Regions from separate parts of the Homo sapiens genome. Here region 1 is linked to region 2. A link is a loop called in an ENCODE intact Hi-C map of the cell type or tissue named here. Cell type or tissue: heart right ventricle. All regions are shown on one strand. Each heading gives the region's core, and the rest is flanking DNA. Links, peaks and the distances in the headings are about the cores only. Region 1 overlaps FNDC3B (fibronectin type III domain containing 3B). Region 2 overlaps FNDC3B (fibronectin type III domain containing 3B).

The links. Hi-C counts contacts between places; a loop is a spot of excess contacts. Peaks named below come from ENCODE experiments on the same cell type or tissue, not always from the same donor. Only the 100,000 strongest peaks of a DNase experiment are listed, where the experiment ranks them.
Region 1: a loop joins it to region 2, with 2.3 times the contacts of the local background. A loop is called at or near these places in 9 of 110 quality-filtered maps.

Annotation. Positions count from the first base shown.
Region 1 is chr3:172,127,096-172,132,476 of GRCh38, reverse strand. The region is part of intron 2 of FNDC3B (fibronectin type III domain containing 3B); the gene reads right to left. Among named protein-coding and RNA genes, the nearest start is that of FNDC3B, 90 kb to the right of the region's middle. In heart right ventricle, for the core only: no CTCF peak of the experiment used is centred there; a DNase peak (open chromatin) is centred at 2,376; H3K27ac peaks cover 5,000 bases.
Region 2 is chr3:172,199,635-172,205,015 of GRCh38, reverse strand. All of the region lies in intron 3 of FNDC3B (fibronectin type III domain containing 3B), which reads right to left. Among named protein-coding and RNA genes, the nearest start is that of FNDC3B, 160 kb to the right of the region's middle. In heart right ventricle, for the core only: a CTCF peak has its summit at 2,885; DNase peaks (open chromatin) are centred at 998 and 3,765; H3K4me3 peaks cover 856 bases; H3K27ac peaks cover 4,820 bases.

The DNA of each region.
Region 1 (5,381 bases), core at 318-5,317, 73 kb after region 2:
CCTAGATCACACCACTGCACTCCAGCCTAGGTGACAGAGCAAGACTCCATCTCAAAAACAACCACCACCACCACAAAAACTATAGTTAAAAACCACCATGTACAAGGCTAACACTATTTTAAAAATCACCATATAATTTCTAGAAATTGACAGGATGTCAGTGTCACATTCATCCTACAGTTATCGGAACAAGCCCTGTTCCTCCCTGGCTTGAAACTGTCAAGCATACTGTTTCCTCTGTCTGTGATACTCTTCCTGTACTCCTTCATCTTAGCTTACCACCTACCTTCCTCCATCCTCAACCAACGTCTATTCATCCTTCTCAGCTTGTGATAACAGTGTTTTGACTCCCAGGACAGGTCAAGTCCCCCACTATGTGTTCTAAATCAAACAAAAATACCCGCTCTACTACTTCTTCCTAGAATTTACAACTGCAATCAATTAACTAAGCAATTATGTTAGTGTCTGCCTTTCCTTCTTTAATCTAGGCATGATAAGGATAACATCCAGCTATCTAGCCCCATGCCTGGCATAGAATAAGTTATGTGCTCAATAACTACTTTCACTGAATGAATGAAAGTCATAAAACATTAAAAAAAAAACTATTGCAAATAATTATCTCAGCTTAGAAATTAAGCTTTCATAAGATGCAATTTAAAAGTCAACTTTATTTACTGTATACACTATAATTTGTTTTGTAAAACTTTTGAAATCAAAACCATTTCATCTTTAAATACTCAATCTTTAATATCCATGTATTTTGCCTCTTCTAATAATTCATCCAGATGATACTGCTGGAATACTAAATTTTTTTAAATCAGAAAATACATTACCTGGAAAAAACAGGATCATTCAGGGAAACTCAGACTAAGCTTCACCCTTGGTGCTTCTCATTATCTTGAATTATGACAGTTATTTCAAGGCAATTTATTTTTCCTATATAATAACTGTAGATAATCTTTGAGTTTTCAGTATTTAAATTATCACCAATGTAAGCACACTGTACTGTTTCAAAAACTCAAAAGGAAATTCCTTCAAGATCTCTAGAATGATTAAAATATTTGGTTTTTTTTTTTTTTTCTTGAGACGGAGTTTCGCTCTTGTTGCCCAGGATGGAGTGCAATGGCGCGATCTCAGCTCACTGCAACCTCCGCCTCCCAGGTTCAAGCAATTCGCCTGCCTCAGCCTCCCCAGTAGCTGGGATTACAGGCCTGCACCACCACGCCTGGCTAATTTTGTATTTTTAGTAGAGATGGGGTTTCTCCATGTTGAAGCTGGTCTCGAACTCCTGACCTCAGGTGATCCGTCCGTCTCGGCCTCCCAAAGTGCTGGGATTACAGGCGTGAGCCACTGCGCCGGGCCAAATATTTGTTTTCTTGAAAAGGAGCTTTTAAAGTCATTTCTTTAACATGAAAATCATTTATTTTTACATAAATATACAATATAAAAACTACAATGGAAGAAAATCACACTTCAATACAGACAATTATCCATGTCTTTTTAAAGGTCCTTAGACCAATTCTAGCATCACTGTAATAAAGCAAAAACCATTTGCTTTGTGTTTAAAGCTCTAGGGATAGAACTGTAATATATGCCCATGGAATTAATTAGCTGGGGGAGGGGGGAACCAATGGATGCCAAGACTCTATGTCCTAGATTTTCTCTGACAATCCCAAATTCATATACTCTCTTCTACCACGCTCATAATTGTCAGACAATGTGCCCTGAATACCGGTTCAGAAAATACAATTCACCAGTATTACGGAAAGTCCCAGGCAAGAAAACGGATTTCTGAATTGGGACATGTCCGGACTGTCGTCACATTATCTGCTTATCATATTGCACAAAAAGTGTCTGTAACAGTTCCTCAGTGGTCACTGACACCAGGCCAAACTTCAAAGAACGACGCAGAGGCATCCAGCCTCTAAGGTCCACTTATACCTTCCCCCCCTGCTTACTGAGTTCAATTCCTGACCCCCATCCCACTTCTTCAGGGAGAAAGATGATAGGTAACGGGCTTTTAAGCATCCGACGAAAATACCTCCCTTCAAATGTTTAGTTCATGTAATTTTCACTGCTGCTGAGTAGCCATAGCAACCAGATTATAATCTACCAAGTTACCTCAGAAACCAGGCAAGTCTCCTGTGTCCCAATATCAATTTTTCTCAGTAGAGCAGAAGTCATTATTTAAACAAACCATATTCATCTTGGCACTGAGGTATTTTAAAAGAAAGCATTTTATTATACTGAGGGAGGCTGACCACCTAGCTGTTTTCATTGTCAATAAAGCAGAGATAAAAATAAGTTTGACACACACCAGCCCAATGACCGGTCCTGACAGCAGACATGAATGAGCTGGCGGCAAAAGGTCTTGCATCACGCAGCCCCGAGGAGCATGAGTCACAACCTGGCCAACTCCCGGCACTTAACCTTTCCTATCATACAAGTTGGGCAATTTCTCTCTCTCCCCCTCCCTCCCTCCCTCTCCCCAACCACAAAGCAGAAATATAATAACTGCTACAAGTCCTCCTTAATATAAAATGCGATACAGAACATCGCTGTCCAAACCACATCATTTTTTGTCTACTCACTAAGCATTTCCTACTTTTCCAAAGTCAGCATTAAACTGATTCATACTGCACCATGTCTTCAGAGGAAGAAAAAAAAGACAAAGATTTTAACTAGATATTTTTTTTCTCCAGAGATCTTAAGAAGAACCATGCTAATCAAATCATGGGAGCATCCTCTAAGCTACTATTGCTTCATCAGATCTGTTTCAAAACCGTTAGTGTTACATGAACCAAGAAGCTGGAAATAAACAGAAGGCAGTTTATCAAAGTTTAATGAAAAATAAGTGACCACTCTTCCAAAGTCCAGAGAAACAATAAAACAAGAGTTGCAATTAATACAATTGAGTAAACACAGCATCATGGGAATTCTTTGTCTAACAGGAGAACTGAAAGAAGGTGTAATATCTTTCCTTTACAGGTATAAATCTAAACCTAACTCTGTTTTATACTCATTAAAAGAGGAAAAGGGAGGCTACTTTTGCAATTTAAACCTTGGGTGGCTGATTAACCAGGTGCCAATAGTATCTAAGACTACTCCTGGAGGCAAATGTCTAATTTATGCCTCAAATAAAAAAATTACCAGTCACTCAAATAAGCAATCAGGGTAATGGATCAGTCCATCAAAAAAGCTTCTGGCCAGGTACAGAGGCTCATGCCTGTAATTCCAGTGCTTTGGGAGGCTGAGACGGGGAGAATCACTTGAGACCAGGAGTTCCAGACCAACCCCAGCAACATAGTGAGACTCCATATCTACAAAAATAATTGTAAAAATTAGCCGGACATGGTGGTGCATTCCTGTAGTTCTAGCAACTCAGGAGGGTGAGGCAGGAGGATCGCGTGAGCCCAGGAGGTCGAGGCTGTAGCAAACCGTGACGGTGCCAACTGCACTCCAGCCCGGACAACAGAGCAAGACTGTCTCCCAAAAAAAAGCTCCTCCTGGGAGAAGAGTACCAACTGACCAAAGACAAAATAGTACACTTGCAGCATTTTTAAGCGTTAAATCCAACCCTCAGACAATCAAGATATAAACCATACCAGAGAGGAGATCCCATTTCACTTCTAGAGTTTTTTCCACTGGCCACACTTTGTGTAGCTTGTTTTCATGTATAAATGAATACTTCTCCCTTGGAGCCCACATTTATGATTATCCAACAGGTATCTTTAAGGGGGAAAATGATACAATCTAAAAGCTGCAGAGGAGTTCCACGCAACTAAGGATTCTAGCCAGGAATACCTAATAACTTCAAAAGTGACCTTTGACTACATGAGAAGAGTACTACCACCTATTCCTCATGCTACTATTTTCTGGTCACACATACTCCCAACTCCCCACTCCCCAGCCCCACCCCCAAGATTCCCAATCTCCAAGCTCTTCCCAGGCCCCCATACCCAAACTGTTCATCCACACACACCTTTGAGACCCCAGTCTGTGTGCCATAGAACACAGCTGGCCTCAGGCAAAACTGAAAAGTAAGCAGTATTTGTGTTTTGAGCCCCCTCTTTTCTCCAAATCAGGAAAAGGGAAGCGATGGGGTGCGAATGCCAAATATTTATCTTTGTGGTAATAACACATGCAAAGAAAATGTCCCAGGATTAAAAACATAAGCAAGTAAACTAGAAAGATCCTGGAAGAAGATGTGAATGTGTCCATTGCCTCATTTTGCTCACTGCCCTACCTGAAGCCTGAATCCAAAGCTGATTGAAAAATAATATACAATAACAGGAAGCCTCCAAGGGGACCTAAGCAAACACTGGGAACTCAAGGTCCAAGGGTACACATTGTAGGTGAAGCTCCCCTTGCTCAACACAACCCGTAGGATACATGGCAAATATGTTTTCCTGGGCTTTAGGACTCTTACTATGCAAAATAAGGAGCAAGAATATCCACTACTCCAAAAGTTTTAATACTGTTTTCTTCAAAGAATAGAAGGTTCAAAAGCTGTATCCTCGGCCGGGTGTGGTGGCTCACGCCTATAATCCCAGCACTTTGGGAAGCTGAGGCAGATGGATCACTTGACATCAGGAGTTAGAGACCAGCCTGACCAACACCCTGTCTCTACTAAAAATACAAAAATTAGCCGGGGGTAATGGTGGGTGCCTGTAGTCTCAGCTACTCTGGAGGCTGAGGCATGAGAATCGCTTGAACTCGGGAGGCAGCAGTTGCCATGGCACTCCAGCCTGGGCAACACAGTGAGACTGTCTCAAAATAATAATAAATAAAACTTAAAAATAAAAATGTGCTGTTCTTTGTTTAAAAAAAAGCTGTATCCTCAATATCACATGTGTCTGTAAGATTAATTTGGCATGATGCAGGGTACTTTATCAACTCCTTTTTCCAGGTTTTTTTTCTACAATGATTAAGAAACAGCTACTACTTATTGAATCCCTGTCATCTGCCAGGTAGATAGTAACTAGATTTTACAAGTGGGGAAACTGAGGCTTGAAGAAGACAAGCAACTTTTCCAAGGTCACAAAACTACAAAGTGACTGGAATCCAGCCATGTCTGACCAAAATGTATACTCGTCTAGTCCACACCACCACTTCTCCCCTCTACTAGGCGTGGTTTCACCATGTCAATTCAATACAGAGATAATTCAACAAGACTGCTAAAATAAGAGAATGCAGTTAACTGGGTCAAAGGAACATCCCCAAAGGCAGGACAAGTTCTCTTCTAGGAAATATGTGTTCCTCCCTGAAGCAGAGCCTTCTACCCCCAACTTCTTTTTCTTCAAATTCCTACCAGTAACAAGTCTCTCAGTTAAGTAAAATTACAGTCTCAAGAAAAATTTTTTACCAAATCTGCCATGTTT
Region 2 (5,381 bases), core at 84-5,083:
GCATTCTGTCCTTCCCGTCTCTCTCCATTTCCACTACAATGCCGAGTGAAGCTGTTCAGTGTTGAACATGTACTCAATAAGCAACACAGACCAGAATGGTAAGTGTCCTGTGCATGCCATGTGCTCACTGAGTTTCATTATCAGCAATGTTGTTTTTCCACCCACTCAACCAAGGTTTCTGAAATTTAACACACAAAACAATGGGTAATTGCAAGGAATGCCACATCTTTTCCATGGGCTCTGTCCGCAGTTCATGCAGCGAATACTAGACTTTGCCAGAAGGTACTATTACTGTCAACTTATAGAAAGTGACTAAACTGACAACAACAAAAAAACCCACTTTATTTTCACCCTTTCATATACAATAGGTTTGTAACCCTAAAACTAAGAGACAGTTTATAAAGTAATCAAAACTCCTTCATATGTATCAATTAGCCTTTTCTTAAGGGATTATCCAGGTGGAATAAAACTCTGTCACCCATTTAATAACACATTATAAATGTATTCTATGCTTTTATTTTTGTCTGTGCATGTATGTATACATGCACAGAAATGGACCATGAGTTGGAAACTCAGAGTTCTATTTTGCTCAGGAGAAATAAAAAATATTCTCACAATTCTATTTGCCAAGGCAGCCTGGTTTATTTATGAAAACTTGGCCACAAATGGTCAGAATAAAGGCATTTCAATGGGGCTGTCTCTTTATTCCTTTTTCTCTGCTCTTTTCTCACTCTCCTTAAGAAGCGTCTCCGGTGCATGCTTGGTTTCTAAAGGTCTGATGAGACTATGGATGCTACAGTGAATGCTGAAGTCTGAAAGAAATATTTCTCTCTCCCTCGCTTTGAGTCAGAAAATTCTGAACACAAGAGGATCCATTCAAGGCATGATGGAGTGCCTCACAGAGGCAGCAATATGTTCACAGTTGGCAAACACAGATCTGTTTGGACAGTGAGTACAGCCATCCACTCAGCAAACATCAGCTTTCCTATTAGTTCACAGCAGAAAGAACGAGACGCTGGCGGCCCTTCTTTCAGACTCCAACACCACTTTGGGACAAGCCTTCTAAACAAAATGCCTTTGTCTGACAGTCACAATTCAGTGGGTCCCAACGGCTTTCTTAGAAGCTATGTCTGTCTATTCACAATCACATTCGGGCCCAAAAATCATTTGTAAAAGTCTGAAGGGAAAAAAAGTGACGGGAAATACCCCAATTTCATTGTGTAATAAAAGACAAGGGGTGCCTGAATGGCTTTACACCAATCACTAAGAGCAGCAGCTGGAAAGGTATGAAATGTATGATGGATTCTCATGGGATGTCTCTCCCCTTAGGTGCTTTTGGGAGCCTGCCTGTTGTTACCACTGCGATCTGGAAGAACACCAAGCATAATCTTTCAAAGAAAATCAGCGAAAAGATAAAGCAAATCAAAGGGCAAACCTCCTATTGAGTTTCATTCTTATGTGAATGTAACATCCTTCCCCATAAGGTTTCAAAATAAAATGCTTATGCAGTTTCTTAAGAATTGATGGCTCAGAAAGATAGAAAAACTGGCTAGGATGTTCTGTTATACCAAAATTTCACCAAATCCTCAATGTCATAAATAAATAAATTCAAAGAGAAGACAAACCGATGTCCTGTCTTGCTTTCTCCCGCCTTTGGGCATGAATTTGCTATCTGACCACTTGCTCCTACATACCTGACAAAAGAAACCCATCAGAATGACATTTTGTTTAGCATTAACACAAAATCCAAAATTTTAACAAGAAATTACAACATTCTCCTTTTAAAAATATGAGTAAGTGCCACAGGGGAAGGGGGGCAGGGAGAGAGACAATGTCCTCCAGGATGTTAGAGTGCCCACAGCTTGTCACATATTTTTATTGCTAAGTATTCATTCCCACTTCTATATATATCGAAAATAATGGGTAAATTTCAGAATCCACAGAACTCCCCATGTAATATGTTTTTAAGGACAAACACTCAGGAAAACTACTGCCAGCCCATGGCCGGCTTTGGTACAGCTCACAAGCTAAAAATGGTTGTCACATTTTTAAAGGGTTGTAAAAGAGTATGCATCAGAGACTGTATGTCTGCAAAGCATGTTATTTACCATCTTGCCCTTTACAGAAAAAGTGTGCCACACCCGCAGCAAACTATTAAAAAGGCTCAAGTAATAATTCTTAATTTTGTTTAAGCCAAATCATGAATGTGGAGCAAAATTATGAATGTGCTTTCAGGCAATCTCTTCCAGGGGTCATGGACCAGAGACTCAGGGGAAGGTGGAATGACCGCCCTGAGAACAGAAGGGTCTACACGGGAATCTACTCATTCAATAACAGATGGTTAATGAGACCATTCTTAAGACTTTATAAGAAGACAAATCTTGCATCCTTTGGGAAAGAGACCAATACACTGTTCCGTTTGGAGAATTTCTAACTTACAAAATTAGGAATAACCACTTGCCCTTACAAGGGGGTGTTAGTTGAATCAAGTGTGTCAAAGGATATGACAGAAAGTATCTAACAGGGGACGGGAGGGATCTTTACTACTATCATGTGTAGTTCTCTGGTCTTCTTGTAGAATACACAAAAGGAAATACTGGCCGAAAAAAAGCCAAAGCAAGGCAGAAGGCTTTATAAAATTCTTACTTTTTCTTTCTACATGCACAAATACAACCTCATACAGACCAGTCTGTATTGCTTAAGACTAAAGATTTCTGTGTTTTTCAATGAATAAAGGAAAGACGCCTTTTTGCAGGGAATGCTTAGCCCAAATTTCTAACTTACAAATAAAGAGTCATTAAAGAGAGGGAGGAAAAAAAGGGTACCGGGAAATTCTAGATGATGTAACTTCAAGTTCCTGCCTCATGATGGCCGACTCAACTCAGTCTGGAAATCTGGCATATGTGATTTGCCAGCTCAACTGCAGTTGCCTTTTAAGGAGCTCAAAATTTCATGCACTCAAGGGTTTATTTGTGAAGCCAGTCACTTTTTAGGAACTAATCATATATACATAATATTCTAAGTACAACATGTATCCAAGTTATTACATCATGCAAAAATGCACGAAGTAGAGCTGCCAGATAAAAGAGCACACCCAGATAAAGTTGAATTTCAAAAACACAGCAAATAACTTTTCATACCAGCATATCCCAAGTACTGCATGGGACACAATTACACTAAAAAAATGCTGTATATCTGAAATTCAACTTTAACTGGGCATCCCGTAAATTTATTTCCTAAATCTGGTAACCCTGCCATGAAAACATGAAGGCTATTCTGATATCCACTAAACAGCTGCCATCTTGTAACACGCCATGGTCTGGAGTTGGAGAAATTGCTAAGGGTGACTCAGACTCTCATTAAGTCAGCATTTCGTGCAAAGAATGGTCTAGAAAGATAGTTAATACCCACCAGGAGATTCCCATTGCTTTGCTTAGACAACCACAGGGAAATAAAAGGCCCATGATAGGGAAATCCTCTAGAGCTTACAGTACTGCTACCACTTCTCATGAGGTCACACTGAACAAAAGAGCCCAGTGGCAGAAGAACACTGCTGGGGAGCTAACTAAAAGGCCCACTCCACCGCACGTACGCACGCATATCCCATGTCCCTAATATGTCCAAGTAGTAGTGTTATTGTTTGTTTGTTGTTATGGGAGAAAGAAAAGAGGAAAAAAAACCTCACAGACACTCCAGGGTCTGGAGAGCAGCCAGAAGCAGGGTGGAAAAACTCCACCCTGCGCTTCCCCCACTGGGGCTGCAGCTTTCGTGAGAGGGCACCATGCCAGAACCCAGCCATTCTGGTAGGTTTCCAATGGAAGCGCTAACAGAACTTCACCGTAGGAGCCATTAGAGAGGCTGGCTGGGGCAGGGAGCTCTGAGAATATGGCTGGCCAAGTATTCAAACAGGAATAAGATAGTAAGCATAAAAATTCTGAACCACTGTTCAAACAAATCCATAAAGAAGTTGGTTTCCATTAACAAGTGTTATTCAAACTCTAGCTTTCTGCCCACATATGTGTACGGCAGAGATATTGAAAACAATTGCCACAAAGATAGCTCTTTTGTTAAAAATTAAACAAAAGAAAGGTACTCGGGTGCTGGGTACCCTTTTGAGAAAACGCTTCAAATTCTCTTTCCCCTCCCAAACAACAAGATCCATTTTTACCTAGTTTTCAGGTACAGTTTTATTTTTCAAGCTAGGTCACTTATCTGAGGGAATATACCATTGCATTCATTTGTTTAAACTACGGCTCAAATGACAAAAACAATTACAGATGCTCCTCCACTTAAGAGGGGGGTTACATTCTGATAAACCCAGCATAAGTTGCAAATATCTTGTCAAAATTGCATTTAATACACCTAACCTACCAAACATCATAGCTTAGCCTAGCCTGGCTTAAACACACTCAGAACACTTACATTAGCCTACAGTTGGGTGAACGCATCTAACATAAACACTATTTTATAATAAAGTATTGAATAACTCATGTAATTTATTGAATACTGTACTGAAAGTGAAAAACAGAATGGTTTGCACGGGTACTCATATGGTTTTTGCCAAATGCATATCACATTTGCACCATTATAAAGCCAAAAAATCACAAGTCTAACCATTGGGGACCTTCTGTATACAGCAGGTCTTTGAATAACGTTTCATTCAACATCATTTCATGATAACATTGATAAGAGAAAACAAAATTGACTCCTGGCCAAGGCCTCTGTGTGGAGTTTCCCCGTTCTCTTCTCCTCATGTCTGTGTGGGTTTTCTCTAGGTACTCCAGTTTCCTCTCACATCTGAAAGATGTGCACATTAGGTGCACTGGTGTGTCTAAACTGTCCAGTCTAAGTGAGTGTGGGTATGTGTTTGAGTGTGCCCTGTGATGGAATGACATCCTGTCCAGGGTGGGTTCCATCTGTTCCTTGTAATATCAGGATAGGCTCTGGCCCCCGCAACACTGAACTGGAATAATGGGTTAGAGAATGAATGAATGAATGAATGAATGAATGAATACAAAGTATTGTAAAACAGAAATGTGTAAAGTATATGGTAACCATACAAATGCACGAAACACAAAAGCGCGCAGAGAACCCACCATATTTATTGTTTGTTTGTAAACTGTGTGGTGGCAGGAGATGTTCCTCACAATTTTCACTTCGCAAACATTTATTCCTTAATTTAACCTGCCACCACCATGACTGCTGTCACTCACTCACTGGGTAAATAATTGTCTTCCTTGTTTTTATCAATCTTTCTTAAATGTGTGTATAGCTCACATTTATTTCCATGTTTACCATTAGAAATGTTTGGGGTCTTTGTTTAGAAGTTTGGTGATGTTTTGGGGGCCTAAAATATGCCACAGGAATTTAATTCTATTTAT